5 separate regions of the Mus musculus genome follow, and all the other regions are linked to region 5. The links are chromatin loops, found by intact Hi-C in ENCODE. Cell type or tissue: heart. All regions are shown on one strand. Links, peaks and the distances in the headings refer to the core of each region. The heading gives the core; the rest is flanking DNA.

What was found. A loop is a pair of places that touch in the nucleus more often than their neighbours do. Peaks named below come from ENCODE experiments on the same cell type or tissue, not always from the same donor. Only the 100,000 strongest peaks of a DNase experiment are listed, where the experiment ranks them.
Region 1: a loop joins it to region 5, with 2.1 times the contacts of the local background. A loop is called at or near these places in 10 of 42 quality-filtered maps.
Region 2: it touches region 5 in a loop (8-fold over the local background); 4 of 42 quality-filtered maps call a loop at or near these places.
Region 3: it touches region 5 in a loop (2.7-fold over the local background); 8 of 42 quality-filtered maps call a loop at or near these places.
Region 4: it touches region 5 in a loop (2.1-fold over the local background); 5 of 42 quality-filtered maps call a loop at or near these places.

What each region holds. Positions count from the first base shown.
Region 1 is chr5:66,854,159-66,860,478 of GRCm38, reverse strand. Limch1 (LIM and calponin homology domains 1) reads right to left here. Exons shown (of 26, transcript NM_001001980.3): 2 at 2,526-2,596. Among named protein-coding and RNA genes, the nearest start is that of Gm52776, 37 kb to the left of the region's middle. In heart, for the core only: no CTCF peak of the experiment used is centred there; no DNase peak of the experiment used is centred there.
Region 2 is chr5:66,944,577-66,950,896 of GRCm38, reverse strand. The region is part of intron 3 of Limch1 (LIM and calponin homology domains 1); the gene reads right to left. Among named protein-coding and RNA genes, the nearest start is that of Gm33040, 52 kb to the left of the region's middle. In heart, for the core only: no CTCF peak of the experiment used is centred there; a DNase peak (open chromatin) is centred at 2,766.
Region 3 is chr5:66,838,761-66,845,080 of GRCm38, reverse strand. All of the region lies in intron 1 of Limch1 (LIM and calponin homology domains 1), which reads right to left. Among named protein-coding and RNA genes, the nearest start is that of Gm52776, 52 kb to the left of the region's middle. In heart, for the core only: no CTCF peak of the experiment used is centred there; a DNase peak (open chromatin) is centred at 2,920.
Region 4 is chr5:66,794,688-66,801,007 of GRCm38, reverse strand. All of the region lies in intron 1 of Limch1 (LIM and calponin homology domains 1), which reads right to left. Among named protein-coding and RNA genes, the nearest start is that of Limch1, 52 kb to the right of the region's middle. In heart, for the core only: no CTCF peak of the experiment used is centred there; no DNase peak of the experiment used is centred there; H3K4me3 peaks cover 303 bases; H3K27ac peaks cover 516 bases; H3K27me3 peaks cover 423 bases.
Region 5 is chr5:66,742,499-66,748,818 of GRCm38, reverse strand. It overlaps Limch1 (LIM and calponin homology domains 1), which reads right to left and starts at 2,930. Exons shown (of 26, transcript NM_001001980.3): 1 at 2,814-2,930. The coding sequence starts at 2,909. In heart, for the core only: a CTCF peak has its summit at 2,932; DNase peaks (open chromatin) are centred at 2,308 and 3,168; H3K4me3 peaks cover 2,609 bases; H3K27ac peaks cover 1,523 bases; H3K27me3 peaks cover 3,598 bases.

The sequences.
Region 1 (6,320 bases), core at 828-5,827, 110 kb before region 5:
TTTATTGTGCTTTGATCTCAGACCTTTTATGAAACTCTCCACCAAGAACTCACTTCACTCGGGCGGATGCCTTTAGGATTCTCTGGAATCAATTTTGAATGAACAAAGATCGATACCAAAGACCCTGACTTAGTTAGGTCTCTGTCGCTGTGATGAACACCACGAATAGAAGCAACAGAGATGAGAAAAGTGTTTATTACACCTAACAATTCTCAAGTCATACTCCACCACTGAGAGAAGTCGGGGCAGGAACTCAAGGCAGGAACCCAGGAGCAGGGACTAAAGCAGACGCTATACAAGAACGCTGCCTACTGGCTTGCCTCTTTCAGCATATTGTCGCTTTCTTCAGACACACTAGAAGAGGGTATCAGATTCCATTACAGATGGCTGTGAACCACCATGTGGTTGCTAGGAATTGAACTCAGGATCTCTGGAAGATCAGTTGGTGCTCTTAACCGCTGAGCCGTCTCTCCAGCTCCCTCAATGTGCTTTCTTATAGCACCCAGGACCACCTGCCTAGACATGTTACCACACCCAGTTACCTGGGCTTTTCCACATCAGTCATAGACTAAGAAAATGCCCCACAGGCTTGCTGAAGGTCATCTGATGGGGCATTTTTCTCAGTTGAGGTTCTGTCTGCTCAAATGACTCTAGAATGTATCAAGTTGACAATAATAATAAAAAATAATAATACTCAACACTGACACTCTTTCAACAGAAAGTATGCTGCACCCTGCCAGCTCTCAGCAGGCTGTTGATCCAAGAGAAGGCTGCGAGTCCAGATTCAGTGCCAGTGCTATCCCAGAAGGGCGGTTTAGAGCCTGTCTGTTCAGCTCAGCTCAGGGAGGCACTATACCATCTAATTACAGCTTACCTACAGATGAGCTCTGGTTCAGCTATAACACACAGAGGAGAGGGGCTGAGGGAAGGAACGCCCAAGAACAGCACCCCCTCCAAAGAGGAAATAGAAACAGCAATCTGGGGTTCCCAAGTTTTCTTTAAACAAAGACAGGCAGCAGGACACACTGACATGAGCTATGTAGAAAAGAAGTCTACATAATAAGTGACTTTTGTCTGTGACACACTACACAGTCCTGTGAGAGCCTTGCTCACAGTTGAGTGTTTAAGTCCCCAAGTGCCTATGCAGTAGAGCAGTAATGTGGCTCTACATTTAGGGAAAGGTGACTTGGAAGAGGGTAAATGATTCATAGAAGGAAGGTGGGGACTTGAACACTTCAGTTTTAGGCTCTAAAACTTCTGTCATTTTCAACCTCATCAAAAAATATTCTGAAAGATGCCAAAATAAGAGTCCACCCTATGTGATTCCATTTATCTGAAGCTTCAGAAAGAGGCCACAGCACATTATGGTGAAGGGGAGATCAGAACAGTTATAGCTGGGCAGAAGAGATATAGGCAGCACATTTTGGTTCCCAAGCTTGGGGTCTGAAGCAGGACCACAAGGAGAAGAAGGAGGAGGAAGAGGAAGAGGAAGAGGAGGAGGAGGAGGGGGGAGGAGGAAAAAGAAAAAGGTGAGAAGAGGAGAAGACGCCATGGGGTAGGTGAGTCATGAAAACATGGCCATGAGGGCTGGCTAATTGGAGTTAAGAACAGCCCAGATGGAACATGGAAAGATGTAACTCGGGGTTATTGGAAGGGAAGTAGGCAAAATAGCTTAGCGGGTAGATATCTGCCCAGCTCTAGTACTTTAACGGCTTATTATAAATATGAAAGTTGTGTGTCTTTTATCTGGGAAGTGAATGATGAAAGGCAGTATAGAAACCCCTGATTGAGGTTAAATACTTACTACAACACTCGATGACAGAGCTTTGCTCCAAAACACAAGAGAAACTGCCATCACTACCCGTTCTGGACTCAGTCAACAGCACAAGTGAAACGTACCCACACACACACACACACACACACACACACCCCAACCTGCACAAAGCAGAGCTAGTGAGGAACCCATCCTGGCCTGCTTTTAAGATGCCCTGAATTTACAGAAACACTGTGTTCACTTGCTGCAAGATGCTCTGGGTTGAGATTTCCAAGGATAGAAACCCCATTACTTGTAGCACAGTTAGACCCACATCCTTACAGTTACTGGGACACAAGTTCCCAAGTGGGGAAATTACTGGGAGCAGGACACCAGCGGGTTCTATCTCCTTATCTAATTTGCAATTACTATGGTCCCCACGATTCCCTTTGCATGTCGACGCTCACTTTCCACATATGCTCCCCGCCTATCCCAGTGGTTTCTTGTAAGATTCAACCTGTGAGTCAATCAAAAGTAAAATACTGGAGGCCAGATTTAGGAGGCAGTGGCAGGCGGATCTGTGTAGATACAAGTGCATGCCGGTCTAGAGCATGAGTGTTAGAGACCAGCCGTGGAGAGACCCTGTCTCAAAAAGAAAAAGTAAGTAAATAAAAGAAAAAAAGTCAGACTACACTGGAAGTCTTACAGACAAACTGAGTGATAGATTAAGTACAACCCTAGAATAAAACCAAGGAATGTAGGCATTACTTACTCGCAAAGGAGGATCCCATTTTCTAGTCCTGTCCGGAAGTCTTTGTCACCAAAACTTCGACCAGTGACTTGCTGGAAAAGAAAAAAAAAAAAGGAAAAGAGACATAAGTTTTTCTTTTATAACCAGGAAGTTCAGTATTAAAACAAAAACAAAAACCCACAAAAATCAAGAGCCCTGAAAAACTCATGACACTCCAAGAATAAGAAAATCTATTAACCTTGAATTCCCTTCCCGGGTGTGACTTTGCGTGGATCAGGTGAAATAAACTTAGGCCATGAAGTGTCAGCTTGTCCTGATAAGACTGTTACTTTCCAGGCTCAACTTAGCAAGTCAAGGTCATAGTGTATCTCTCCCATGGGGATGCACACACTCTCAACATAAAAAACAATAACAACACATAGAAGGAATTGCCCAAGCACAAAGACCCTGTATGTCTAATGTCAGGAGACCTAATACTATGACTGCAGACTATAGCCTGCATGCATAAATGACAGAACGGGACTGAGGGACATTTATGGTGTCTCAGGCTGTCAGCAACCATTGGCAGGGAGCAAGGTACTCAGAGTTTTATTTGTCCATTCTTTAAATACAAATGCCTGACCTGAAATATACCAAATAGGCACGTCTGTAAACATGCCCTAAAGAGACCTCTAGTACACAAAAATAGAAGTCATGTCTAATGAGCCAAAAGAAAAAAAGAAAAGGGAGCCATAAAAATACTCCAACAATGAAAAGGGCAAGGGGGGTGGTGAAAAAGAGGAGGGGAGGGAAAGGGAGGAGGGAAGGAATAGGGATGGGAGGAGGGAAGAGGAGGGGAGTAGGAAAGAGGAGAGAAGGAGGGGAGGGGAGAAAGGAGATGAGGAAGAAAGGGAAGGGGAGGCAGAAAGGAGAGGGAGAGAAAGGAAGGGGAGGGAAAAGAAGGAAGGGGAGTGGGAGAAAGGAAGGGGAGGGGAAGGAAGGAAGAAGAGGGAGAAGAGAGAAAGGAAGGGGACAGTGAACAGATAGAACACGCAGACAGGTTGAAGATTTAGTACGGACCACATCAACAATCACATTCAGTGTGAGTAGCTGAATAGCCCACAACTAAAACACAGAGATCGTGAGACTGAAGCTGAAGTTGAGTTAACCTTGAGCTGCCTACAGATGTGCTGGATGCATTGGAAGACACGCACTAACATGAGTCACAAAGTACCTGGGCCAGGCATACTAATACCATAGGAAGAAGTCTCAGAGCAGAATATAACAGCATGGATGGAGAAGCTCTTTATAACAAGGGGTTAGTTCACTGGCAAGACATCATACTGTGATCATTAATGTATTTCACCATTCACCATGTTTTTAGAAAGCCCTTCAAACTACATAAATCAAAGCAGATAGGACCACTAAGAGAGGGGGAGACAGATCATAAGTAGAGTCAGAGGTTTAAATATTTCTCTTTAACAACAGACAAAACACATAAACAGAATAATGATATAGAACACATGAGTAATACTATGGACCCAATTGGCCTAGCTGATATTTCTAGAATATTCTACCCTCCAACATTTACCAAGCCAGACCAAATTCTAGGTCATAAAATAAGTCTCAATATACTTAAAAACATCTATCCAAAATGGGTATTCTGACCACAACAGAATTCAATTCTAAATGAACATCAAAATATCTGTGGACTATACCCAAATGTTTTTAAACTAAGTAAACCAATTCCAAACAATAAAAAATTAAACATCATAGTACATTTGTAGAGAAAATAGTAACATAAATCAAAAATGTACAAAAATACTGAAGCAGGATTGGGCCGGGGGCAGGGAGGGAGAGGGATACAAAAAGCCAAAAGAGAAACAGGACATAAATTACCAGAGACTCAGGAATGGCAAATGACATCACTGCAGAGTATAAAAATATTAAAAGCACAACAAGGGACTATTATAAACAAATTTGTACCAATAAATTAAGCAACTTAGATTGCTCTGATAAATTCCTTGACGTAAGCACAATTCATACAACAGGGAAACAAATCGCCCTCTCACAAAGAAAATAACAGGGCTCAAAGGCTCACTGCTAAGTTGTACCTACCGGTTACAGAGAAACAACCTAATTCAGTACGAACTCATGCAGACGATTTTAAAAAGTGTCTCTTATGATGTGCTTACGATGGCTTGTAGTTTGCACTCTGACTAAAGACTTCTAATTAACATTCCCTTCATGACAATGCCAATCATCGATATTAAGATTAACTGCCACTACCAACAGTCCCTTTGCAGGGAACTAAGAGTCACGGCTCAGACCCTTCTAACCTCTCCCTGGATTCCAGCCAATCGAGGATTCTTAGCAATTTTCCCAACAAGGCACTGACCCTGGCATCATTCCAAGACCACATTCCAAAGGCACAAGGGCATGATGGGAAACTCAGCAGAGCAATTAAGAGGATCTGAGGCAGTGTGATGGCACACACTTTTAATCCTAGGGCTCAGGAGGCAGAGGCAAGTGGATCTCAAGGCCAGACTGGTTCTATAAAATAAGCTCCAGGTTAACCCGGGCTATGTAGTGAGACCCTGTCTATTAATATATGTGTTCGTGTGTGTGTGTGTGTGTGTGTGTGTGTGTGTGTGTGTGTGTGTGTGAACCCTTAGGTTACAGGGTGTTTGTAAAGAAAGCTGAGACTCAGGAAGATTCAGAGCCTGGTTGGGAGTAGTAGCAGATGGTCAAGAGCACTCTACCCTGTTCCTGCCCCTACTTCCCCTCATCACTTGATCTGATCATTGAAACTCCATCCTCATCCACGCCAAGCCCTTTCTTCCATATCAAGCACACCCATAAACAACTCTTTGGACATGTTCCTTATTTCCTCCATTCTGCCACCTTTCTCCAAGCCACTGTCATCTTCCATCCATTGGGCAGATCCAGCCTTCGACACGGTGACATGGTCCTGTCACTGATAAAGTTCACACTCAAGAATGTCACAATCAAGATACAGAAAAGAAAGATCTTAATATAAAATCTCAGATTTTAAGTTGTGCTCTTGTGTGGGGTCATGATGATAGATATCCTAGGCCACACATGGCCCACAGGTCATGGATTAAATATGTCTGATGGACAGTCCAGACGCTGGCACAACTACTTCTACCTGGTTTTCCATCTATTCTCAAGCACGGAGCTCCTAACCTCTAAAGGATCATCAAACCAGTATGCCTTACATTGCTTCCAAAAAATGACTCTGAATCTCATTCATCATGGTAGAAGCAAAGTTCCCACAGCTCTCTAATGGTGTTCAACACACACACAAACACACACACACACACATGCATGGGGCAGAGAGTATAGATGACATTATACTGGAATCCTATAATTTATGGACAAAAACTACCAACCACCACTATCATCTCAGAGGTGAGCCCAACGTTCATTCAAGGGAATCCTTCGAAATCCTTCGGATGGCAGTAAGTCATCAGAGCTTTCTTTGCCATCCTTCAAGAAGCCACATTGGTTTGCATCATATGCCCCCTGCTTTGTGTGCAGGGTTAATCCACTTTCATTACTAACCACAATATTTGTTGCAGGACCATGCAGAGTAAAAGTCACCAAATGACTAATTTATCAAACCCTGGTTTTCCAGGAAAAGAAAAGCCTTCATCTGCCTCCATAATTAAACCAAAGCAGAAGGCAGGGGCATTACAGCACGTCATCGCACTGTTTAGTGGGAGCAACTATTGAGGAAGCTCATCTGTATCTGATTTCCTTTCCACGGGGCCCAAAGGTAATTCTGAATAGATCTACATTCCCTGGCATTGCTCT
Region 2 (6,320 bases), core at 462-5,461, 200 kb before region 5:
TATGTCTGATGAGTCTAAGGTCAGTACCACAGGACAGCTGGAGCTGTGGGGAGTGAACTGATCTCAGAGGGTCTTACAGATGGAGCTAACAGGCTGCAGGAGTCAGTGGCTGGATGTCTGAGAGCTGAGTACCCAACTGGCAACTGGAAGAAGACAGTTGGGAGCAGGGCTAGAAGGAAGTCAACAGTATGCAGAAAAGATGGGAGACCAGTGGGGAGACAGGGCAGCCCCTTCTAAAGTGGAGACACCTTCATCCCAGTGTGGTTTCCATCTTAGATGAGGCTCTGGGCTTCTTGTGGAGGCAGGAAGTGCCACCATTCACAGGCCCTGCACCACTCTGCACATGGCCTCTTTTGGACAACTGTGCACTTGCCACAACTGATCTGATGCTGTCCCGTATCTGATGTTCCTGGGCATTCTCTTCTTTAGTCACTTTCCACGTTGTTTAAATAATTAAATTTAGTAGCTCATACCTAACTCCTGAGTTTTTATTTTCTCAACGATATATTTTTCACTACAAAATTTTGTCCTGGAATAAATAAATCAAGGGAAGGATAAAGTGGTAAGAAATACATCAAGTCCCTTTCAAAGGACCCAGATTTTTCAATGTATACTTGGACCATTCTGTTATTAAATTAATTGGCCAATTACTTTCCTTTTGTATGTTGGGATAGGGTCTTCTTCTATGACCCAATCTAGTCTTGAACTCCATATGTAGGCCACCCCAGCCTTGGTAATCCTCCTGCCTTGGCCTCCCAAGTGATGATATTACAAGCATGAGTTACCATGAGTAGCCAGGGAATGACTTTAATTACATCTTTTCTTTTAATAAAGTTACTTTGCCTTAAGATTTCAATTTTCATTTGCAAAGTAAATCATTTTGGATTCCTTTTCAATTCCTTTTTCAGCTAGTGTGTGTGTGTGTGTGTGTGTGTGTCTGTCTGTCTGTCTGTCTGTCTGTCTGTCTGTCAGTCTGTCTGTCCTCACCAGCATTTCTATTTCTCAATGTACTTGAGTTCATCAACACACCAGCCCATTTGCTTTCTTTCAGATCTCTCCCAGTCTCAGAACATGTACCTTTCCTCAAATTGGACCACCGGGCTTCTCAGAAAGCAAAACTCTGACGCCTTCTCCCTAGAAGAGAGGTTCTCGATCTGTGGGTCATGACCCCTTTGGCAAAACTCCGTCTCCCAAAACTTGTACATTACAATTCATAATAGCACAAAACAGTGAAAATAACTTTATGGTGGGGGGGGGGGTCACCACAACATGAAAAACTGTCAGGAAGGTTGACAACAGATGTACTAGGACTTGGGGGGTTGCCACTGTAGTGGGAGAGCTAGTCAGAGAGGCATGGTGAATGAGAGTTCTTAATTGGTGCATTTACATAAATGATTGTTAGAAAAGCACGGAGAGATAATTAAAGGGATCACTAGCCCTAGCATTCATTACATAAAAGTTGCTAGAGTCTGTCTGAAAACTGGGAAAGTACTTCGTCAACTTGACACTCGAAACACACCCGTGAATTCTTCTAACACTGGCTTCGACTTTCAAATTTTAATTACTCAAGTCAAGAGAGCAGGTTCCAGATCAGTGACTGCTTTAGCAAGGAGAAGACTGGTCTGGTGGGTTTCCTGAGGCATGCGTAACGTGGATGGCACATTTGTAGCCTCTGTAGCTGAGCATTTACCCCAGCTGCTCCTGCTCTAAGCAGCGGGACATATCCTTTACCATCCAAATAACCCTATGAATTGGGCACTACTGTCTCCATTTCCCAGATGAGCAGTGGAGGAGGCACAGAGCACCTATGCATCACACAGAGTCAACCAGCTAGGACCAGGGCCCAGCTAACTCAGCACAAACATGGAAATGGGGTCTCTCCAGAGGAACAAACTCTAAGCCCCTGAGTAGCAATTCTTTTTCCACCTCTCTGGTTTCTAGTTGTTTATGCCTATTCATCCATCCTGAAATCCCCTTTCCTTTCCATCTCTCCCTCTTTCCCTCCATACCTCCCTCCTCCTCTCCATTTTTCTCTTTCCTGCTTTGCCTCTCACCAGAACACAAGTATGTTTCTCCATCCTCCCTCCCTCCCTCCCTCCCTCCCTCCCTCCCTCCCTCCCTCCCTCCCTCTCTCCCTCCCTCCCTCCATCCCTCTCTCCCTTCCTTCCTTTTCCCTTCATCTGTCCTTCCCTTTCTTCCCCCTCTCTCTGTCCTGTCTCCTTCTGTCTCTCTCCCATTCTTTTTTGGCTCTGAAACTCTTGAAGACACCACTGGCTCCGAGGCAGCCATGTCCAAAATAAGGCATACCCCTGCTTTTTGAGTCCACATCTCAGAGGAGTAAACATACTCTTTACTGGAGAAGGCAACTGCAAACAAGGCAATGACTAGTACAGATGCCAGCTGGGCTCCAATGAGCATCCGAGTGACTTTTGGCTTGAAGAGAGTGCCTCTCAGGAAAGTAAGAAAGTGAGCCGGCAATCTCTACAGATCATCAGTGACCACAATAAAGGACAGGCCTCTGACCAGCACGCAGTCCCCTAGGACTGTGGCATCCTGGATCTCAAGCACAAACAAGAAGGTGTTCTCTCGATGCAAGTTCCCAGATGCACACATGCTCCCTGGAACACAGCGCACTATTCAGCACACGGCCTGCAAACATACAAGCTCTGTATGGCAGCCAGCAGGAACAACTTGGGCTGGAAGATTTAAATAACTGCAGGTCTGTTTCCAACTCCTTGCTGTAACCTAATGATGCTGGAGAAGAGCCAAGCCCCAGTCAGACACAAAGCCAGAAGGAAGAGCCACCCAGCCAAGAACTAACAGAGGCCAGCCACAGGAGCAGGCAGGAAGGACCATGTTCTTAATTACACAGGAGGCATCCCGTCCTTTCTCATCCGCCTCTCCTACACACTGAGATGTCTCCACGTTACAGTTTCAAGTAAAGGCCACATCTTAGAAGCTCAAGTTCAGAACGAAACCACATAACTGTCTCGATCCCATAGGAGAAATGAGAGACACAGTTTACTACAATGACTTTTATATGTAAGTCTCACTTACACAGAGCTAATGATTCCACCAAGACTTGGTAATCTTTGGGGTTGTTTTTTAGGGACTTGAAAAAATTCATTGTTATGAAAAAACTCTGGTAAGCAAAGATATATGCTTCCCCCAAATCGTACATGAGCCTTAATTGAATTTCAGACTCTAGAAGGAAAATCAAATAAGGCTATGCAGTGAAATTTAATTAGTGAGTGCATGCCTTATTTTTAAGTATACATTGGGGTTGTTTAGGGTGTATTATTAAGGTTTCCTATAACACCACTTCTAAGTGGCTCAAATAAAATTGCATGTGTACGTCTGTGTGCACGCATTTATTTTCACATGTAAAAGAGGAAGGTCACGAGGGCATAAAACAGGAATGGAGAGGAGGGATGGGTGGGGAGACCATGAATGTTTTTCTGTGTTTAGAGAGAGGAATAATTTAAATAGCAAATTATTAAGAATTGGTGAGTATAGATGGGGTCAGAAAACGCTTTTTGTAAAGGGTCAGATGGTAAATTTCCTTGGCCTTGTGGGTCATATGGTAGACTCTTAAGAGCTAATTCAGTACTGTTGTTGTAACTGGGAAGTCCACACGTGAAAGCACATGTCTGTCTTCCAATACATGACACTTACACAGGCAGACTCTGGGCTGGATTTGGCCTACAAGTGATATTTAGCTCACCATGTCCCAGTTGAAGAATATTCAGTTATCCACTTAATATTCTAACATGTTTTCTTGGAGTTTTTTAAAACTAGGAGATAATGTGGGGAAAGCTTTCAGGTTTATAAAAGTAGATTCAGTCAAGAAAGGTCGGGACTCTGTTGACAGAATCAACTTTGCAAAATTTGATGGAGAGAGGCTGTTACCTCTGAGTGGATGACTGAAAAGCCACGGGAGCACAACCAGGTGCTACTGACAGAATAACTCTGACAGACTGTAAAGGACATAAGAGTCTCAGTTAAGAGAGACTTCCCCAAAGAGCCCACTTTCACCAGGCTAGTATTAACACATGGCTTTGAGCCACTGTTTATATAACTACCATGCAGTCACTTCTTGGTTAGGCCTCGGAGTGCTCCCATCCCACTGATGTGTGAGCCTGTCCAGTGGCTGGAAATGTTTTCCAGGGCGCTACTGGAGACCCGGCCTTACACCTTCCTGGTAACTCTTGTTCTGAAGATTTTAGAGCTCTATCCCTTCTCTTCCCTCTCTAAGATGGCCCAGCTCAGGATAACCCCAAATCCCAAAGTGTAGTTGTCTGTTGCAGGTAATATACATTCATTTAAATATTTAAATGTAATGTGCTAAGTAGCTTTCTAGATATTTTTAATGGTGAATAAAACAAAATATTCCTTAATCTTCATGATCCCTTACATATTTAGATTTTTTTCAAAATCCATATAAAGAGGGGAAAGCTAGCAGAGAGGGTAAAGGCTCTTGCTGCCAGGCGTGATGACCTTGGCCTGACTTGATTCCAGGGACCTGTGTAGTGGAAGGGGAGATCAGACTCCTACAAGTTCTCTTATCTATACGTACAACCGATCAATCAATCAATCAAACAGAAACTTTAAAACCATATATATATATATATATATACATATATATATATATATATATATATATATATATAGAGAGAGAGAGAGAGAGAGAGAGAGAGAGAGAGGTCTTGTATCAAATTAGCCATGGTGAGGGAACATAGACTAAAGCACATGGCATGATGGCTTTGGTGTCTTCAGTTAAAACCACAGCCTCATTTGCATTCTGGCTGTATTCTTGGTTAGACTTCTCAACCTTTCTGATCTTCCCATCTCTAATCTGTAAGGTGGGCGATGCTATCAGCCTTGCAGATGTGGACATCATAATTACAGGAAACATACATTAAGCAGCAGAGCCCAACTGTCTGGCATCTTCCAGTCAGTCATTACAGTAGCCCCCCCCCCCCCTTATCTTCAGGTTTGCCCTCCAAGGTTTCAATTATTCCCGTAGGCAGCTATGGTCTAGAAGTATAAAAAAATCCAGAAGTAAATCATTCATACGTCTTGCTTTGCATGCTGTTCTAGATAATGTGATAAAGTGTTATGCCATGCCAATCCGTTCTGCCCAACATGCGAGTCATCCCTTTGTCCAGTGTCCTCTCTGCAGCCATCTTGGTTGTCAGATCAGTTGGAGAGCCACCACAAGTTTAAGTAATCCTCATCTTAATTAACGATTGCCCTTAAAGCACAAGCATAACAGCACTGACAATTTCATTATAGTTTATTACCATAATCGCTTACTATTAGTTGTTATTAACATCTTACTATTTTATATACTAAACTTACCATTGGTATACATGTGCCTAGTGACATTTGCATCACTATGAGAGGATGCCTAATAGACAAAGTAAAGGAGGAGAGATTTACTCCTGGTTTCAGAGATCTCAACACATGAGGGTAGAGAAGCCATGGGGTTCCTGATGGCAGGAGTATGAGTTGGAAGCTCTTGGCATTAGAGTGGTCCAGGAAGCAGACAATCAATGGCAGGCCCATACCTTTCAAAGTCCTGCCTCTTACTACCGACCTACACATCATAGAGGTACCCTTCAAAGGGTCCACAGCCTCATGAAACAGCACCACCATTTAAGCTCAAAGCATAAGCTTGTGGAAGACAGTTCAGATTCAACCAGGATTCCATGTGTTGGGTCAAGGGTTAGCTAGCAATGGACAGGGTTTGGTATCACCTGAGGTTTCAAGCATCCTCTGGGGGTCTTAGACTGTATTCCCTGCAGAGAAGTGAGGTCTCTGTAAAGAGAAGGCATTATTAGGACATTTTCGTCCACTCGAGTCAAGGAAAGACTGGAAAGATGGAATGAGAAACAGTTTATGGGTCTAAGAAAAGAGGCACTGTGTATAGCCTACACACGAGAGATTTAAAAAAAATTAAAGTCCTGCTGCTGTTATGTGCTCATGGTTAGTCATCAACTTGACTTATGTAGGCAGCCTCGAACTTAGGAGCAGGCTAATGTATGCAAAGGTCATATGCAAGGTGGTGGTTGCCTGTATGTAAGTCGTCGCTTATAATTATTATACAGAAATAAATTCTTGAGCCGTCTTTCCTGATTCAGTCTAGAAAAGCCTACTCAAGCCAAAATGTATGTATTGGGCTATTAATTACATGATGGAGCAAAACCATGCAGTGGGAAGACGCACACACAAATGTCCAGTGTTCATTGTTGCTGCTGACAACAGTTGGATTACAGATCCCATCGGTCTCCGTCCAAGGAAGAGGCTTGCTTTGCCCT
Region 3 (6,320 bases), core at 684-5,683, 96 kb before region 5:
TGTGCTACTGGGTGACACGTGACAGGAGGAGAAGGAGGGAAGAGAAGGGCTTGTTTTCTCTTTGACAAACTATTGCCTGCTGCCTGTCTCTGAATATGCTATGGTACGCAATGCCTAATGTCTTGCCTAAAGCAAGATAAAGAAACAGACCAGATACCTGAATGAATATGAGGTTCATAGCACACACAACTTTTGGTCTCCTCCTACTCCTGGCACAAGCAGACCCTTAGTGATGCACAGTCACAGAGCTGTCCTATTGCAGCAGGAGGGGGCAGGGGTGAACGTCCTTCCCATCACATCTGTAGCGGGATTAAAGTATCGTTTCATGAAGGCAGGCTTTCTCACCGATTCTCTGCCTGCCTAAGAGAAAAACTGCTTACAGCATCATTTCTCAATGTGTGTTTCACAGGATCCCAGGCTCCATGGGACTGAGAGAGATTTGATGTGGAAAGGGATCCATGGCCAAATAAGTTTGGGGAATGCTCTGTTTACTTTTTCAACTCGGTGCTGACAGCATGCTCATGAGATCTTCCAATGGCGTGAAAAGCGGCATTTTCCCAGCCTGTGGACCCAAGACCTCTTTTCAAGACCAGTCTTCTGGATGGCTGGGGCCAGTGCTCTGCAGATCGGCTCAGGGACTTCTGGCTTTCGGCACAGCTGACCAACTCACAGCACAATGGCTGAAGAGTTCCCCAACCTCATAATTGCTGTGGAACCTCTGTTATCTTGGGCACACAGGCTATTTGTATTAAATGTGAACATGCCATTGCTTAGGTTTGATGCTCCCTCCAAAGGTCATGTTGAAATTGAATTGTTACTCTGAGAGTATTTGGGGATGAGACCTCTAAGAAATAATCAGATGCAGAAGTCTCCTCTGCCAGCCTGTTAGTTATCTAAGAGTGGGCTTATAATGATTCATTCTCTCTCTCTCTCTCTCTCTCTCTCTCTCTCTCTCTCTCTCTCTCTCTCTCTCAACTACTTCTTCTATCTCTGCATACTCAATTACCCTCATGTAGTGTAGTGAGTGACACAGCAAGAGAGCCCCACTGGACCATACACTTGGACTTTCCAACATCCAGAACCGTGAGAAATAAAATTCTGTTCTTTATCATTTCCCCAGGCTAGGCATTCTGTCATTAAAGCAAAGGACAGACTAAGATAGCCACCGACACAGACTCTCGTGGCCCTGAGCAAACTCTTTCAAGACATAATGGACGATTGAAAACGACACTGTGGGTGGGTGTGACAGCTAGGTGAGTAAAGGCACTTGCCATCTAACCTTATGATCTGAGTTCAATCCCTGGAGACCTACACAGTGAAAGGGAAAGAACTGTTTTTCCACAAGTTCTCTGACCACCTCACCAGCCACCCATTTATAGCAAAGATAAAGAAAGGAAACAGTGAGATGTTCAAAGGAGTCAAACAGGCAAGTGAGCATGGGACAGGAAAGAGAGGTCTTCTATAGCTCAGGGATTTGTGATAGGCGAGGCAGGAAGGGAACATACACAGAGCCAAGGAATGCTCCCCCAGGGTAAAAGCACATGACTGAATGTATGAAATTCAGATCACAGGCTGCCTAGCAATGCAGACACACACATACATTTGACTTTTTCATTAGAAAATAAGTTTTAAAACCCAGCTATGAGAACGTTGATATTAGACACAAGTAGGTGAAGTCAATCTATCTGGTCAACCTCAAGGAGGAGACACACAAAGTATTTCTTAGGTATTTGACTCAGTGATTCCCTAAACAATTTGCCTCAAATGTCAGGTGTAAAAGCCATTCCAGCAGTGTCCTTACCAGTGAACAGGTCTGGGGCCTCCCAGAGCCAGCAATCCAATTCAAAAATAATTCTGGATCTTCGGAGATCCTATTACTAAGAGGCAGAAATAGACTTTCAAGGGCTCACTTTGAAATATCAAGCATTGTTCCACCCAGCCTTTTCCACTATCTTAGAGCATTTATTAAAAGCCAGTGCAGGGTGAGTCAGCTTCTAAAAGAAAGCTTCACCGTGGATGCAGAATGCCCTTGATTCCCCACCATGGCGTAGGTGCAGTGATGATGGTAACTTTTCAAAGTCTACCCAAGTGTTGATGAAGAAAGCATTGGGCTGGGGAGATGACTCAGTGATGAGAGTGCTTGCTGCACAAGCGTAAGGGGCGGAGTCATGACCCTTGGCACCCACAGAAAGCTGGGGCTGGTGGAGCACATCCATAAACAAGCCCTGGGGCAGAAACAAGCAGGGCCCAAGAGCTCAAGGGCCAGCCAGTCTGGCTGAAATGACGGCTCCAGATTCAGTGAGAGACCCTGTCTCAGTAAATACAGAGAACATCAGTTGAGCGAGTTAGTAGACATGCACTTCTGGCCTTCACATACACACGCGAGTGCACGCTCACATCCATAGACTTGCATCCAACACAGCCAAGGTATGCTGCATAGGCTGGGAGTTTGGTTCAATAGTAGAGTGCTTTCCTAGCATGCATGAAGTACTGGGTTCTATCCTAGCATTGAGAAAATAATAAATAGTACATAAATAAAACCACACATAGTTATATGTAACTATAAGTACTGGGAAAGGGCTGCTCACATGATGGAGACACACATGGGCTGCCCTCATAACGGGGATACAAATGGGCTGCTCCCATGATAGGGACACAAATGGGCTGCTCACGTGTTGGTCCATTCTTCCTTCTACCCCTCAGTTCCCTTTTAAGAACCTCAACAGCTTGGTGGCTGTTATCCGCTAACCCAAAGTCCTGGAATTGTGCTCAAAGAGTAGACTAGTTACATGTTTTGCAAAACTATCAATAATACAATCATGGAAGAGGGTTGTCTAAACTAAAGGGAAGCTCTCTGGGAATGTGTCCCCAGCCAGGCCTTGGCCACTGTGTCGAGTGCCCATGGCTGCAAGCATGGCTGGCAGCCCACATTCAGAGTCACCTTCACCTCTCATTTTGACAAGGACATGGGAGCACTGATGGATGGGACATTCCAGAGGAAGAACACTTCAAAGGCTTTGCAAATCTATTATGGGATTAAAGATGGGGGCAGGAAATAGTGACAGATAGGAGTCAGTAGTGCAATTGTGTATTCTGGAGGGATGCAAGATCCTGTGTTCTTATGAAGGAGCAGAATAGACAAGAGTCAGTCTCTCAAATGTGAGGTTTTGTTGCCATGGCAGGGTAGTGATTTAAATATATTAGTGTCAGGGCTGGAGGGCTGGCTCAGAGGTTAAGAGCACTAACTGCTCTTCCAGAGGTCCTGAGTTCAATTCCCAGAAACCACATGATGGCTTCACAACCATTTGTCATGGGATCTGATGCCCTCTTCTTTTGTGTCTGAAAACAGCTACATCGTACTCATATACATTTAATTAATTAATTAGTCAATTAATTAAAAGTTAGGGTCCAGGTTCTACAAAGTAGAGCTTCCTGGCTTCCTACCTCATAAAACCTATGATCGTCGCCCTCTAAAGATGGAGAGGATGGCCTTTAGGTCACCAACATCTGTGGCATCCTGTTAAATGCCATGTTTGCAAAAGAGTCATGAAGAAAAATCCCCTGCCAAGTTTTCAGAAGAGCTTTAAAACCACCAGGATAGGGCCAACAAGATGGCTCAGCCGGGAAAGGCGCTTGCTATCAAGGCACAAGGCTGGAGTTCAGATCCCCAGGATACACACAGTGGATGAAGAACTGACTGCAAGCTGTTCTCTGTCCTCTACACATGCTGTGGCATGGGCTTACGTGTATGTATACACACACACACACACACACACACACACACACACACACACACAAATAAAATGTAAATACCTAGCCTGGGTTTCCTAAAGTAAGGCAATGTTTTTCAACTTGTTAACAGTAAAGACTTTTTAGGGTCTGGAGAGAGAGCTCAGAAGTTTAGAGTGCCTGCTGCTCTTGTAGGTTCAGGCCCTAGGACCCACATCGGGGCTCACAACCATCTTTAACTCCAGTTCCAGAGGATTCTACACTCTCTTCTGACCTCCTCAGGCACCAGGATCATCACATGTGCTCTTATATACACAGCAAAATCACTCACACACATAAAATAAAAATAAATTCATCTTAAAAAGGTAAGAGTCTCAGGTTGAGGACCTGGCTCAGTTGGGAGAGCATTTACCTGTCATACATGAAGCTCTAACTCCAGTCCATATAAATGGAGTCTGATAATACACATCTATGTGCACTTCTGGTAAATTCAAGGCCAGCCTGGGAAACATGAGATCCTGGCTCTCTACAACTGAGTTTCACAAATCTTCCCAGTAGATATAATCCCAGAGTGTAAAAACTGAACTGCCACACTGTTGGATAGCAATCTCTATGATTAAAAAAAAAATCTATCTTGAAGGGAAGCTCTTTAAGAAGCAGGATGTTTAGAGGAGAATCAAACAACAGGATGATCTAAGGGAGGGTGAAACACTCCATCCTGCAGGGAAGTTAGGTCAAGCTCAGGAAGTAGACAACTAAATAGCTCTAAGAAGTCCCTGAAATTGATCAGATTCACTAAACTCCTCCCTCCTGAAACAAATACAAGGAGACACTCTCAGAATGAAACAAAGACAAACTAAGCTAACTGGAAGGGGCTCAGAGCAAACGAGCTCACCAACCTGTTGAGCTGCCCTGCAGGCTGTGCAGTTGCTCCAGGTTTCAAACTTTCGGGAGTTGTCACCTAGGCTACGGTGTTCTTCTGTGATATGGCTATCTTGTAGTCATCCCAGCTCCTGTAAGGAAACCTTCACTCATACTCCTGTTAATAGCCCCAATAAAACCTAGTGGTTTGCCAAGCTGGACTTCTTAGGAATCCTTACTTTGGTCTGTTATGATTTCTTCATCTGAGTGAGTAGATTATTTGTTCACATCTCCCTAGGAATATTGTTGCATGGCACACACTGATCAAATAACAGGTGAAGGGCAGGCATAAAGCTAGGAGGACTCCCATTGCTGTCTGGAGTGTGACCACCCACTCATTCCAACTGAAGGAGAGAAAGCTAGATGCCCAATAATTCAAGGCTGCCAACCTTGCTCTAAATTTGGGATTTATAATAACTCAGATTATATAATGGTCATGTGACCCAAGTACCATTATCTAGAAACCACCGCCCCCCACCCCCCAGATGGCCAGAGGAAGAGCTCCAGAGGCAGACACGTTATCTGTATGATTCAATCCTGGCTTGCATAATCATAGTCAATGGAACAAATGAAGGTAGCGAATTTCAATTCGCTTCAAGCAATTTGGGACCAGGTCAATGTTTTAATATTGTACTACTTAATGAGCTACAAGAGGGAAGAGGGAAAGAAGGAAAAAAAAACAAACTTAAGAGACATTTTTCACTTCTCAGCGCTTCTTGGATTTTAAAAATGTGTTTTGTTTTCTGGCTGGTTTTGATTGTTTGGGAGAGTAGGGTGTTTTGTTTTGTTTTGTTTTGTTTCGTTTTGCTTTTGTGGTACTGGAGGTTGACGCCAGCTCCTCACACGCTAGGTGAGCACATTCCACCTGAATTGTATCCCCAGCCCAATGATACAACTGAGCCCAATAGAATTCCAGACCCATAAAAATAAAAACATGTAAGTTTGGGAGTTAAGCTTCCTCTATTGTATTACCATACCACAGAGCTGCCATTTGACTCTATGAAAAGCAGATGAAAAACCACTGACAAGCATCAAGAAGTGCAATATTTTGGAGTGTGGAGCCCACTAGAAATCAATGGTGCCGATATACAGTGATGGACAAAGGTGACTATTATTTGGTTTCTGAGTTCATTGGTACCCATACTTGTGATACCGACTATTCTGTGTTTCTGACACAGACAAAAGGTAGACAATGACTATCCATCACTGACCTCCTGCAAACATCATGTCTAACATGAGAACAGTAAGGACCAGGTGCTGGATCTGACTTCCTTTGTACAGGACAAGAAATCTATCAAATGAAAAACGAAATATCCTGGGCTCAACGAGACATTTATGCATTCATGTTCACAGCTGTATGACTCCCCATAGCTGAAGGATTGGAGATGGTTATTTTTAAATGTACGTATTTATACAATGGGTATTACTTAGCCGTAAAAGGGAAGGGAATTCTGACGTATGATCCAATGTGCCTGAGCCAGGAGGTTACTGTACTAAGTGGAATAGGCCAGTAAGAGGACTAATAATGAGTGACCCCATGCATATGAGACATCTAGATTAACCTAATTCATAGAGACAGAAGGTGGGATGGTGGTTGCTGAGAACTGAGGGCAAAGGAATGAGGACTCATTGTTAGGAGTACAGTGGCAACTGGGGAAAGAGCGGGTTTT
Region 4 (6,320 bases), core at 736-5,735, 52 kb before region 5:
AAACAATTTTTACAGTGCCGACTATATACCAGGCACCATTCTAAGTCCTTCAGAGAGAGTGACGCATTTCGTCACAGTGACCCAGGACAGGTTGCAATTGATGCCATCATACAAAGGATACACAAGGAAGGTAAGGCACATACACAAAGCCCCTCCCTCATGTCCATTCTTCACTACTGGGTCCAACGTGTCTCTCTCTACTACTGTATTCCCCCTCTCTTCCAAAGATCAGGCAGATCACATTTCCCCCATTTTAAAAGTGACTTTGGACAATCTCAGCTCCAGAGTAACCTGTTCAACAGCTAAGACCACCCAAGGAAAACTGTTTATTATCCCCCACAACACATTTAGAGATGACCTCCGCCCCCTACAATAGCTGACTACATGGAAGGAAGAGGAAGCCAGGCGACTATTCTTCTCTTTCATGCAGACTCACCATTTGGTGGGCAAACAGGACGAGAAGCAGAGCAGAGCCCCCGAGGACCAGACAATGAGGCCTCAATTAAAGACAAAAGCAGAAGCACGCTGGGTTCCCGGGGATGATGGATTACACCCTAACTGGGGACTGAGTTTGTTTGTACAATCGAAAGAAGGAAGGAGCCCTGTTTGGGTGAGATAACCTTCAGTCTGGCTTCTGTTTTATTTTTTTTTGCTCTGTATTTTTATAACTCAGAGTCTGCCTGAGCAGAGGTGCAAGGTCTCCCAGCAAATACTCGTCTGTGCAAATGAAGAAAAATAAATACGAGGCTGCGGCTCTGGGACAGACCCCGGCTGCCCTCTTCTTCCACTTTTTCAAGGAGACGAACACACATAGACTTCCAGAACTGTCTGACCAAAGGGGTGGTCACTGCATGGGACCAATTGAGTTCTTGCCTGGGCTGGGCAGAGGTCAGTAGGGAAGGAGGGCAGGAGCAGTCTTTCAGACAGATAAACATAAAACGGCCCATTCTCTAGACCCTTTTGGCAAAAAGAAAGCAAAAGCCATTCTTGATGTGCTTGGAGACAAACTCTCTGTGGTGCTCAAATGTACATGTGATACCACCATTCTGTGAGTGAGAAGAAAGGAAACAGGCAGACAGGCAGACCCTAGAGGGTTTGTGAAAGAAGGGTACATGGAGCAGAAATAGCAAAAGAAACTCTGAAAAACAAACAAACAAATAAACAAACGATTAAGCAGCTCCCCCTCCTACCTTTCCAAGAAATACTCAGATGTAAAATGGCTGACATCTGGTCACCATCTCTGCTCACTAAATGCTTACACATTTATCAATTCTCCCAACTTTAATTGTGTTTCTTCCTCTGCCCCTGAACTGCATCAGGCTAGAGGGATTAAAAACTAACAAAGGTTGAATGCCCTCGATCAAAATATCCAAAATGTTCTAATACCTGACACTTTCTGAGTGTCTCCAAGACAACTAGGGGAGAACTTCACTCCTGGCCACCTACAACAGGTCACATTCAGACAGCTTATCATCCCCAAATGAAAAGGGGCTCTCCTGGACTCTGTCATCTGTGATAAACAAACTTGTCTCTTATACAGAATGATTTAAGATATAGAAAATTATCTTTTTGCCTATATGTAAAGGTAGGTGTGTGTGTGTGTGTGTGTGTATGTGTAGGCTTGGGTCTTATGCTCATGTGAAAGGGCTGAGGGAGCCAGTAAACTGACTACTTGTGGGGCGAGCATGAGAACCTGAACTTGGATCTCTGGTAGCCATGTAAGAAGCCTGGCAAAGTAGTGCACATCTGTGCACATCTGTAACTTTCCCATTTAGGAGGTGCAAGGCCCTGGGGCTCACTGACCAGCCAGGGTGACAGACCTGTGCACATAAACATGCAAACATGCACACAAGATATCTATGTGTACACAGCCATACCAAAATCTGCAATCTGAAATATCTGTAGTCCCAAATGCTTCAGATAAGAGCACTCAACCTCTGATGCCACATCCATCTCCAGCCATGGGGAGCTAAGAGTTAACTGGAGTTTCACCAGAAACTTCCAGCAGGTGCTCCTCTGTGTACCAGGTGTACCAACGGATGTGTTCCCTGCTTAGCTTCTCACCTCTAATGAATATTTCAGATGAAAGGCAAACCAACATCAATTGCTCAATAGCCGTGAACTATAAACAGAATGGCCTAGATTTTTCCACTAATTTCAACAAAGCTGAAGAAGTTGTTTACACAGACCTGTCAAAGTGAACTCAGGAGTGGGGTGGCTCATCTGAACACTAATGTTTCCGTGCCAACCAAAAGTCTAAGAGGGAGAGTCCCCGGGAGGAAACGACAGAGCTGGCTGGAGGCAGCAGCAGTGTGCGCTGGGTGGGCTGTTTAGCTCCGGTCAGAAAACAATCGTTCCCAGATAGTTCCTCCACAATGCATGGAACCTTCAACAGATTGCACTAAGTGAATTGCTCTAAACACACACTGTTCATAATGGGAAACTGCCAGGTTCAAGCTCATAATAAATTTCACTAATGTTTCCTATGGTACATGACTATGTATACACACACACAGAGAAAGAAAGAACTAAGAGTAACATGAAGTTAGAGGAATCTTTGCACTCTCTCAGATTTCACAGCAGCCTCAATTCAGAGCAAAAGCATTCACACGCATTAACATATTCTTTCTCAGCCACACATCCAGTATTTAGCTGCCCAGCAACCCAAGGGCTCCAGACGGCAATGAAACTAAAAATCTAAGCGTCTGCCTATGTGAGCAGACTCCAAACAGAAAAACCTGCAGCATAAACAGTGAAGGCCAAAGCCCTGGGCTATGAGTAAGTGTCTATTTTTTAGGAATGGCAACTAAGTACCCAGGTCCACACCCACAGACACTCAAAGCTGTAGGAAGTAGCACCTGAAAGCAGGTATAATTGAGTAAACATAGTAACCAGGTGGGGCTCTGGGCACATGCATGTTATCCCAGCACTCAGGAGGCAGGAGGATTGCCACTAGTTTGAGGATATTGTAGGCTATCTTTGTCTTACCCCACTCTGAGACATGGCAGACAACAGAGATGGGGTGCTAAGAGAGAGATTCTCTGTGCACTGGAAAGCCGGGGTAAGGATTAAGACCATGAGAAAAGGACAAGAAACAGACAACAATCAAACAGCTCATGAGATCAACGTCCCTTCAGAGACACAAAGCCGTCTGAAGTCATTATCTCTGCAAATTAAAACAACTCACTCTTCATGCTGTGTTACTGTTATTTTTTTTTACTGTTATCTTTTTATGTTCAGAAAAAAAATACAGATATGTTCTTCTCAATTTAAGGATCCCTTTGTGCCAAACAATGAGTAATGTCACATTCTCTGAGCAGATATTAAGGAAAGGGACCAGGAAAGGGACTGAGACATCTGGGTGGCCAAGAAGAATTATTTTTACAGTCGAGAGACCTAATCAGGATCCAACACAGACACCCAGAGGCAAACCTAAGATGGATCTTCCTCTGCTTCCTGCCTTGCCTGTGGCATGAGAAGTGCAGATTTCCTGCAGGAAACAGAAGATGAGCGATGCCATCAGCAGTCGGCCTCTCCATCTAACACAGACAAAGCCAGGGGTTTGTTTGTTTTCGGCAAACTGGGTACCTAACAGCAGCGCAAGCCAGGAGAAGCTACAAAGTTCTACTGTGGCCTGCTGTTCCTTACCCACAATTCAAAAGCCAGGAGTAGTGGTGCACGCTTGTAATCTCAACACTTGGGAGGCAAAGGCAGGTGAATTTCTGTTAAGTCTGAGAAAGTTCCAGGCCAGACAATGTTACATAGTGAGCCCCACCCCCATCTGAAATAAACAATAAAAATATCCTGACACCTCTGAAAACCTGACCTGAACTAACCCAAGGCTGTGTGTATTGTCTTAATAATTCAATGTCTGCATTCATTATATTTCATTTCCCAAAATACCCAGTGTGTTTGAATATGAGATACTGCTATTGAAGAGGTTATATGATATATGTTCTGCACCAATTCTTGTAAGTCTAGCAAACTCTAAAATAGGTGGTACATTTCAGATAAGGACTCGTGGATCCGTTAGAAGGTTCCCTTAAATAGCCAGTGCGAATCTAAGAAACCAGCTTTGAACGTATACCTAGGTTCTTTCATTCAACTGACTCCCCCCCCCCCAAACACCCAGTTTCCTGAGAAAGGACCTCATGGTCGTCGTGGGCTGGCCTAAAACTCACAACGTAGTCCAAGCTGGGTTTATCCTCAGGATCTTCCTCCCTCCACTGGTGCCACCCTGTCTCACCTGGCATTTCAAAGCACGTGTTATACACCTGGTATTGGACTGGGTATCTGGCATACATTCAAAGGGCTGAGACTTGGTCTTTGATTTATGTGCAAAGCAAGGTGAAGACTAAGGATCACCAGAATTGCTTAGATCATCGACATGGTCTCACATTAGGAGAGAAAAAGGGAAAACAAACAAACAAACAACAACAACAAGGATTCCTGATTTTATATGCACAGGGTTAAATTTGTGAAAGTGCTTTTAACTTTATAAGAAGTATCTTAGACAATCCTATTAATTAGAGTGATAGGAGGAGGGGACAGGAGGGAAGAGACCTCCCTAGTAGCTGTAGCCCCTTCTAATTATTCTGAGGCTCAGAACACCACTCACTGAGTATCATGACCAATCAGCCACCTAGATGCCTGTGCTACATCGTGACTTCTCCAAGGTCCTCTCCACCAAGCCCCTCCAGTACCCCTCATACAAACACAGCTTTCCCAGACCACACCTGGACAGCATGTCTGCTTCTAAATGGGCTTCCCCATTCTCTGTCATCACAGGAAACTGCCCAAGATTGGGCTAATCACAGCTCCAAATAGAAACATATCTATCTATGTGGCTCTCAACGCATGCCCCTGCCTCACTCTTTCAGATTGTAAAGAAGGTAAAAACCTTTCATCTAACGTCTCTGGTGCAGAAGTAGTGATAGAACCTGCTAAGATGAAGGACTTGAGTAAAAAAAGATACAATGTTTCCATGCACTTGCCTAACAGTTCAGACAGTATTCTTACTTGATGTAGAATGTAACAATATATCAAACACAAAATGTGTTGCACATGATTTAAGATTTTATTTTATTTTATTTTATTTTATTTTATTTTATTTTGGCTGTTCAAATTACTTCTATCACATGCAGACCCAGAGGGCTTCAACTTGGTGCAGACATGCTTCATGTTCCATAATTTTTGAGATTTAAAAAGCTAATCTAGTTCATATAAAAATCTAGTCCATATAAAAAGCTGTGTTATGTAGGTAAATATGCTGACCTGAGTTTTACACTCAGTCACTTTCAATTCTGGTGACCAATGTAGAAGCAGGGTGGGTTGAGAAAAAGGAGCAAGGTAGGTGTTACTGGATGGTTTTGTGTCACCTTGACCCAAGTTAGTCATCAGAATGCAAGGAGCCTCAGTTGAGAAAATGCCTCCATGAGATCCATCTATAAGGCATTTTCTCAGTTAGTGATTAATGGAGGGAGGAGGGACAGCTCATGGTGGATGGTCCCATCCCTGAGCTGGTGGTCCTGGGTTCTACAAGAAAGCAAGCTGAGCAAGCCAGGGGAAGCAAGCCAATAACTAGCACTCCTCCATGGCTTTTGCATCAGCTCCTGCCTTCAGGTTCCTGCCCTGTGTGAGTTCCTGTCTTGACTTCCTTTGTTAATGAACAGCAATATGAAAGTGTAAACTCAATAAACCCTTTCTTTCCTCCCAACTTGCTTTTTGGTCATGGTGTTTCATCACAGCAATAGAGACCCTAATTAAAACAGCAGGGATAAAGGAGTTTAAAAAGGAGGCATGGTGGGGATAAAGGGGTAGAAAGTGGACAGACTGAAGATAATGGGTAGAGATAAACCAGTCTTAGCCAAAGCAGAAACCAAATAGAACAATGGCAGGAGATAACGACACAGGATCCATAGCCAGATTGATTATACGCTTATTAACAACCAGTGTTTCTAGAGCACATGTTGTGTGCCAGCCATTATGACAAGCACTTGGTTTGTTTCAACTCAGTACAGAGCATAGCATCCCAAACAGAAAACACAAGTCTCATTCTCACGCTACAGATAAGGAAACTGAGGCACAGAAAGCCAAAGTATGACATAGTGGTCTTGAATATGGTATTCTATAAAAGCCAGTGGAACTAATGAATTAAAGAATTAATGGCTGTCCCAGTTTCCGTTGCTATGTTAAAATAACCTAACCAGAAGCAACATTGGGAAGAAATGGGTTTATTTTAGTTTACCACTCCAGATCACAGTCCACCACTGGGGAAAGTCAAAGCAGAAACTTGAGGCAAGAGCTTGAAGTCAGGCTAA
Region 5 (6,320 bases), core at 769-5,768:
CCTCCCCAAAACCACTTAAGGTACTCTCAGGCTGCTCCTACAACCATGGAAAGTCTCTGGAAATGTGACCCAGCTGTCCCTACCCAGTCTGTGACCGGACCGAGCCCAGCTTTATTACTGAGTTCACCTTTGGCAGCTGAAGCAGAAGCTGGTGTTGGGGGAGGTAGGAGCCTGGCTTCTGAGCCATATTTCCTGCCCAGTAAGACGGTCTTCAAACAGTCAAGGCTACAGGCTGAGAAATTCCTTGCTAAGAACCTGTGTCCGGAAGCTTGCTCTGTGAGCCTTATTAAGAATGTAAATTCTCTAGACAGACCAACTCAAAGAAGCCCAGAACTAAAGATGCAGAGTAGTAGCAAAGTTTATTTATTAACCTGCTGCACCCAAGGGAACATTTTGGTGGGTTTTTTTTTTTTTCAGAAAAATTCCTGACTGCACAGAAAGAAAAAAATGAAAAAGGCCTGTGGGAAATTTAATCACCAATGGAACAAAACCGAAAAACAAAGCCCTCCCCAATGAGGATGTTGCCAGAGACAATGGGCCCCTAAGGGGAGATGCGATTGTCTCCTGATAAGAATCCCCACGGGAAGCGGCTCACACTAAGAAACACATTATTGCTGTATTAGCCCAGGAATCTTTGTTCAGTGGGCAACTGTGTGCAAAACCATCTGTTATGGCCCCCGGCTCCCAGTTTGCAAACGTGGCATTTACATTTCAAGAATGGGAAGGGGAAAGGGGGGGGAGTGTTGAGCACTCCCCCAATGCACACACACACACACACACACACACACACACCTTTTTACCCAGCCTGGGCTTAGGAGAGGAAACTCCCCTTTTGATGAAATCCAACTCCACTGAGGAAAGGAGATAGGCCACTTCAATTATGCACACGCAGCGTGCCTGGCAGCCTGGTCCTAAAGCCACACACACACCATTTGGGTTTTCACTGTCTTTGACTGGTTTAAAGGGCAAAGTATCAAGAGCCATTCTAAACTGTGTTTAGCGCTTAACCCGGCTCTGCTTTCTTAAACTGTCTCTTCCTTTCCTCAAGCTGATATGAAAGCTAATGTTCTACACTGTGTAATGTTTAGCCTGAAATACCAACAGGAAAAAAAAATCTTTATATATTTTGATCTATGGGGAGATGTAATAAATATGTGTACATATTCCAAAATTCACAGAGATGTGAGATTCAGATTTGCATTCTATCCTGCATGGAGTTTATACCACAATGCACTTTTAAAGGCAGGACATGTATGTCAATATTACTATAAATTACTATCAGTTACTATCAAAGAAACTGGGAATAAATCACGTGCCTATGAGAAAACAGAGGCTAATTTCCCCCCCAAAAAATTCAAGAAGTTGAAAGAAGCTGTCACACAACTCTCCACTACTGTCTCCAGTGAGCCTGTGAGCCCCAAACTCAGAGAGAACACCTGTCATGCTCCAAGCCTTCCATCAAAATAAGCCTTCCATCAAAAATAAGAGGCTAACGTCGTTTTCTCATCTGGTAGTAAGTTACATCTGGTAGTTACAAGAGACAAGCCAGCCCTGACTTTTAGTAATGGTGCCTGGTATATATTGTTTCCTTAGTTCCGTTTTTAAATAGATGGCTCCAAACGCTAAGGAGCTTTTTTGCATCCATGAAGCTGGTTGACCCTGAAAGGTGGCGGCCTGTGGCTGAGCCTTCCAGCAATAGCCTCTGCAGGCAACCCAGCAGGTTTAAATATACAGCCCTATAGTTCTATCACCCTACCAACATTGGAGACCTGGGCTGTCCCAAGGGTGGGGATGGGGTCGCTAAGCGACCATCTGAGTTCTCTGAAGCGTATTCTTGCTTGGTCACGACTTAGCTGCACACATCCTCCTTTGAACTCTCAGGCCAAGGGGGTTGCGCGCCATTTAGCCAAATTCCTCTTCTACAAGGCATTTTAAAAGGTGGTTCATAGGAATTCCAAGAGTGGATCACAAATCACCTCTCCCACTCTCGCCCTCCACGCGTCCTGAACCCAAAGACCGGATTGTTTCAGAATAGCAGGGCTACTGAGCTGCACCTGCAGATAGACATCATGAATCAGGATCACCCAGCGAGCGCTTCCTGGACTGAGCCGAGAGCTCCAGTGATTTCCTTGGCCTTCCACCGAGTCATTTAAGAAGTGAAATGTGCCAACCTGGCCCGGTACGGGGCCTGCTGCAGCCCACCCTGCGGTCTCTGGGACAACCGATAGCTGGGCAGCGTGTCTACGGATAGCGCACTCACAACTAGGTCTTGCAGGTTCCCCCCTACGCTGTGCTCTGCGCCAACCTTGCACCTGAACGGGTGCCAGAACACAGCCAAGAGGCTTGGATGGGTATGAGCCTCAGTGGTGATACTGCCAACTCTGCTCCGGAAGGGAGAAGAGAGAGGCCAAGGGAATGTGGAGCAGTGAGCGGGACACCCCGAAATGCGGCTCCCGCAAAGGGCTCTGGAAGCTCGAGCCCCTGTAGCCTTTGCAGCGCTACGGCTCGCACTGCGCTTTCCGTAGCAGCACTTGCAAACCAAGCGGAGATTGCGAGCTCCGCAGGCAGCAGGGATGAAGGCGCAGGGGACAGCCTCTTGCCCCTGGGCGCACAGCTAGACCGCAGTGTCCCCCCTGTTCACGCCCACCATCCCAGAGCCCCAACGCCAAGGGATCTCAGTCTTCCGAAGGCCGCGGAGGATGACCTGGGGAAGCTGGCCACGAAAGTGGGGGAAGGCTGGACCTGAGGTCGCTGCTCTCGGGGCAGCAGCTTGGGGCGCCCCTGCAAGGCCGCCCGCCGGTGGCGGCACCTACCTCGATCCACTTCTGTGCCTCGGCGAAGGCAGGCTCCGGAGGTGGTTCGGGCTGCAGGGGTTGAAGGACTTCCAGACCGAGAGCGGGGCAAGCCATCTGCGAAGCCCGGCGAGTACTGGAGCGCTCGGCCGCCGGGATGAGCACAGCCTCCTCCGCAGGAGCGCGCTCTCCGCCCCTTCCCGCCCGCCGCGCTCTCCAGCCGCCTTCCCCGCCCCCACCGAGCGCAGGTCCCGGAGGACAGCGGCGCGCACTGCCGGAGGACACCGTGGCCACCTCAGCCAGTGGCGCCCGGGCCCGCCGCTTCGTCCCCTCCCCCAACTAAAAATAACCTGCCAGGAGCTCCGGGCGTCCTTCCCGGGCTCATGCAAGGACCGTGGGAGGAACACGGCCCGCCACCCCGCTTGTCCTGCCTCCGGCCGGCTACTTTGGGTAGCAGGTCGAGCTGCACCTTGGGTGAAGCTGGGCGGGGAAACAGCACTACTGCGGCAGAACTGGAGGACTGACTGGCACCTGCTGTCCCTCCCAGCTACAGACCTGAGGCCTAGAGCTGCAGCTCCGGACCCAGCACTCTAAGGTGTTCACAAGGCAACCGCCAGATCTTTCTGTTAAAAGGGGAGGGACTCCCCGCAAGCTACCTGGGCCTTAGCCTGTTGACTCATTCACAGGATTTATTCAGCTCTTATTATTCTCCAACCACCAAGCTAGGAACCTAGGACTGCCGGATTGGGAATGGGGGGTGGGGTGGGGGCAGGGAGGGATAAAACAAAAACAAACAAACAAACAAACAAACAAAAACTCCTAAAATGTGTGCTGGTTAGTTTTATGTCAAGTTGACACATGTTAGAATTATCTGAAACAAGGGAACCTTAACTGAGAAAATGCGAGGGAGAGCCTAGCCCATTGTGGGTGGCACCATCCCTAGGCTGGTGGTCCTGGATTCTATAAGAAAGTAGGCTGTGCAAGCCATGAAGAGCAAGCTAGCAAGCAGCACCCTTCTATGGCCTCTGCATCAGCTCCTGCCCTGCTTGAATTCCTGTCCTAATTTCCTTTGATTAGGAACAGCGAGATAGGGAAATGTAAGCCAATACCCTTTCCTCCCCCGTTGCTTTGATAATGGTGTTTCATCACAGCAAGACACAATTCTAAGAACTTGCCTTCAAGATACGTACACTTAGACTGGGATATAGCTCAGTTGGTAGAACGCTTACCCAGCATGCAGCTCACCCTGCTTTCTGTCCCCAGCGTCATGTCCTTGGAAGTACAAGCTCATAATCCCAGCACTCACTAGGTGCAAGCAGAAGATCAGAAATTCAAAGTCATCCATTGCACAAGCCAACTTGAGCTATATGAGACACCGTTCTCTGTATGTATTTCTCTAGATATTCACAATACCGATATTCACACTGGGGAGCAGACAATAAACATGGGAATCAAAAGATGTTGTAGAATGAGCTATCTGGTAAGAGATGGCCTGTGTTGAGGAGAGAAGGTGCCAGTTGATTTTTAATAAGCTGCTCATGTTGCTCTTGAAATGGCTGCACCAGTGCATTTGGGAGGCAAGCATGCTGGGAGAGGCCTGGAGGAGGGACAAGTGGAGAAGGAAACTGGGTATTTACGCTGGTGTCTCCCTGAGGATTGACTGACACCACCACTCTAAAGCAACATATGTCTTCTTTCCTTGGGTCCTGTCTCCTCTTGACCCATTCCTCCCTTCAGGCCCAGGAATGCTAAACCCCCCTGGTTTCCCACCTTTGCCCACTTCCTTCTATCACCCCTTAGTTTTGCTCAGTCACTTCATCTGTGGCTCAGTAAGCTCAGGGTGTTGTGACAAACCTTTCCTGGGAAGACACAACCCACATGTCTACTTACACTAGGCATGGATCCTGTGGCAGATGAGATACAAGTCCAACTTGGTGAACAATGAGTTTCATTGGGTTACTTAGAGGAACGTGGGTGAGACGTTACTTACAGTCGCAGAAAGGACTCAAAGACAACTGCATCACTAAAGCTCACCCCAGCATGGGTGACAGCTCACAAAGCTGGGAACCTGGAGCTCACAGCACAGCCTGCAGGAAGCTCAACGGGTGAAGAGTACCCTTTCCAGGTGCCTCAGTTGGTCTAAACTTCTTCCAGGCAGCTCTGCTGGCCCTTGCTTCTTCTAGGCAGCTGGTCTGGTCTGATTCTTCTTTGCAGCTCAGCTTGTTGGAGAGTCTTCTTTGTTGCTTGGCTCTGCTCTTCTTAGGGGATACTCAGTGTTTATTGCTTACTCTGTCAGGTCAGGGCCTGGTGAATCTGGTCAGTTTCAGGGACTTCCTGAAGCTACTTTGAGTTGGTTACCTTCCTGCTTAAAGAGCTTCCCTGCAGGATGTAATATTGCAATCTCAGAGGAAACTTTTATGCAATACAATGTTCTTGATTGACACAAAGCCAGTGGATCTATCTCTCTGAATGGCTGCTGGTAAGAGGTCATTGAGGGTGACTAGAGGTAGGCAGGTATTTACCATAGCTAAATCTGTCATCTGTTAATAGTCTGAATTCAGTTTGGGTAGAATTCTGCCACTATAACACAGAGATATAACCCAAAACAGGCTTGAAACACAGTTCTCTGTTTGGGAGCCAGATGACTTACAGTGTATAAACTTTGAAAACTACTTATATGGCATTTGAATGGAGCAAAGCATAGGTCTCATTGCAATACAAATAGGTAACCAACCCAAACTTTATTCTAGTCCTGTTCCCATTGATATGAGAAATCCGGGGACATGAGGAAGCTAGGACATAGACTCAGACAGCCTTTCTCTAGGCCTGCTATAACAGCATGATCAACTTCCTTTCCACCCCTGTTCAGACCACCTTACATTAGTGCCTCAAGCCATCCAGCAGCATCATGGTGACTAAATACAAAAAAGACAGAATCATTTAGTCCCTAGTTAGTGCTAAATACAGGCCAGTTGACCCTTGCATCCTGCCATCCAAAACAGAGGGAGGGGAAGATATGCCAACCCAGAGCTCAAGAGGGTCACTAGCGGCAAAGAGCTAAGGGAATGCACTCCAAAGAGAATGGACCTTGTCTGCAGGAAGAAAGACACCAACATAAACACAAGAGCTCATAAAACAACTCCAGTGCACTGACATTGAACTGTCAGCATGGGCTTTAACTGAAGGAGAGGGAAAGGAATCCGGTGACCTAGATGGCACGTCTAAGTGAGTATTTAGACTCTTGACCAAGTCAGTAGGATAGTGCCCATCCATAATCCTAGCATCAGGAAGGCTAAGTCACAGGGACTGCACGTTTGGGAACAGCCTGAGATACATATTGAGGCAAGCCTGGACTACATAGCAGGACCTGAAAATAACAAAGGGTTGGAGCTGCAGTTCAGCGGTAGAGCATGTACTTAGCATGTCCAGCTCAGTGGTAGAGCATGTACTTAGCATGTCCAGCTCAGTGGTAGAGCACGTACTTAGCATGTCCAGCTCAGTGGTAGAGCATGTACTTAGCATGTCCAG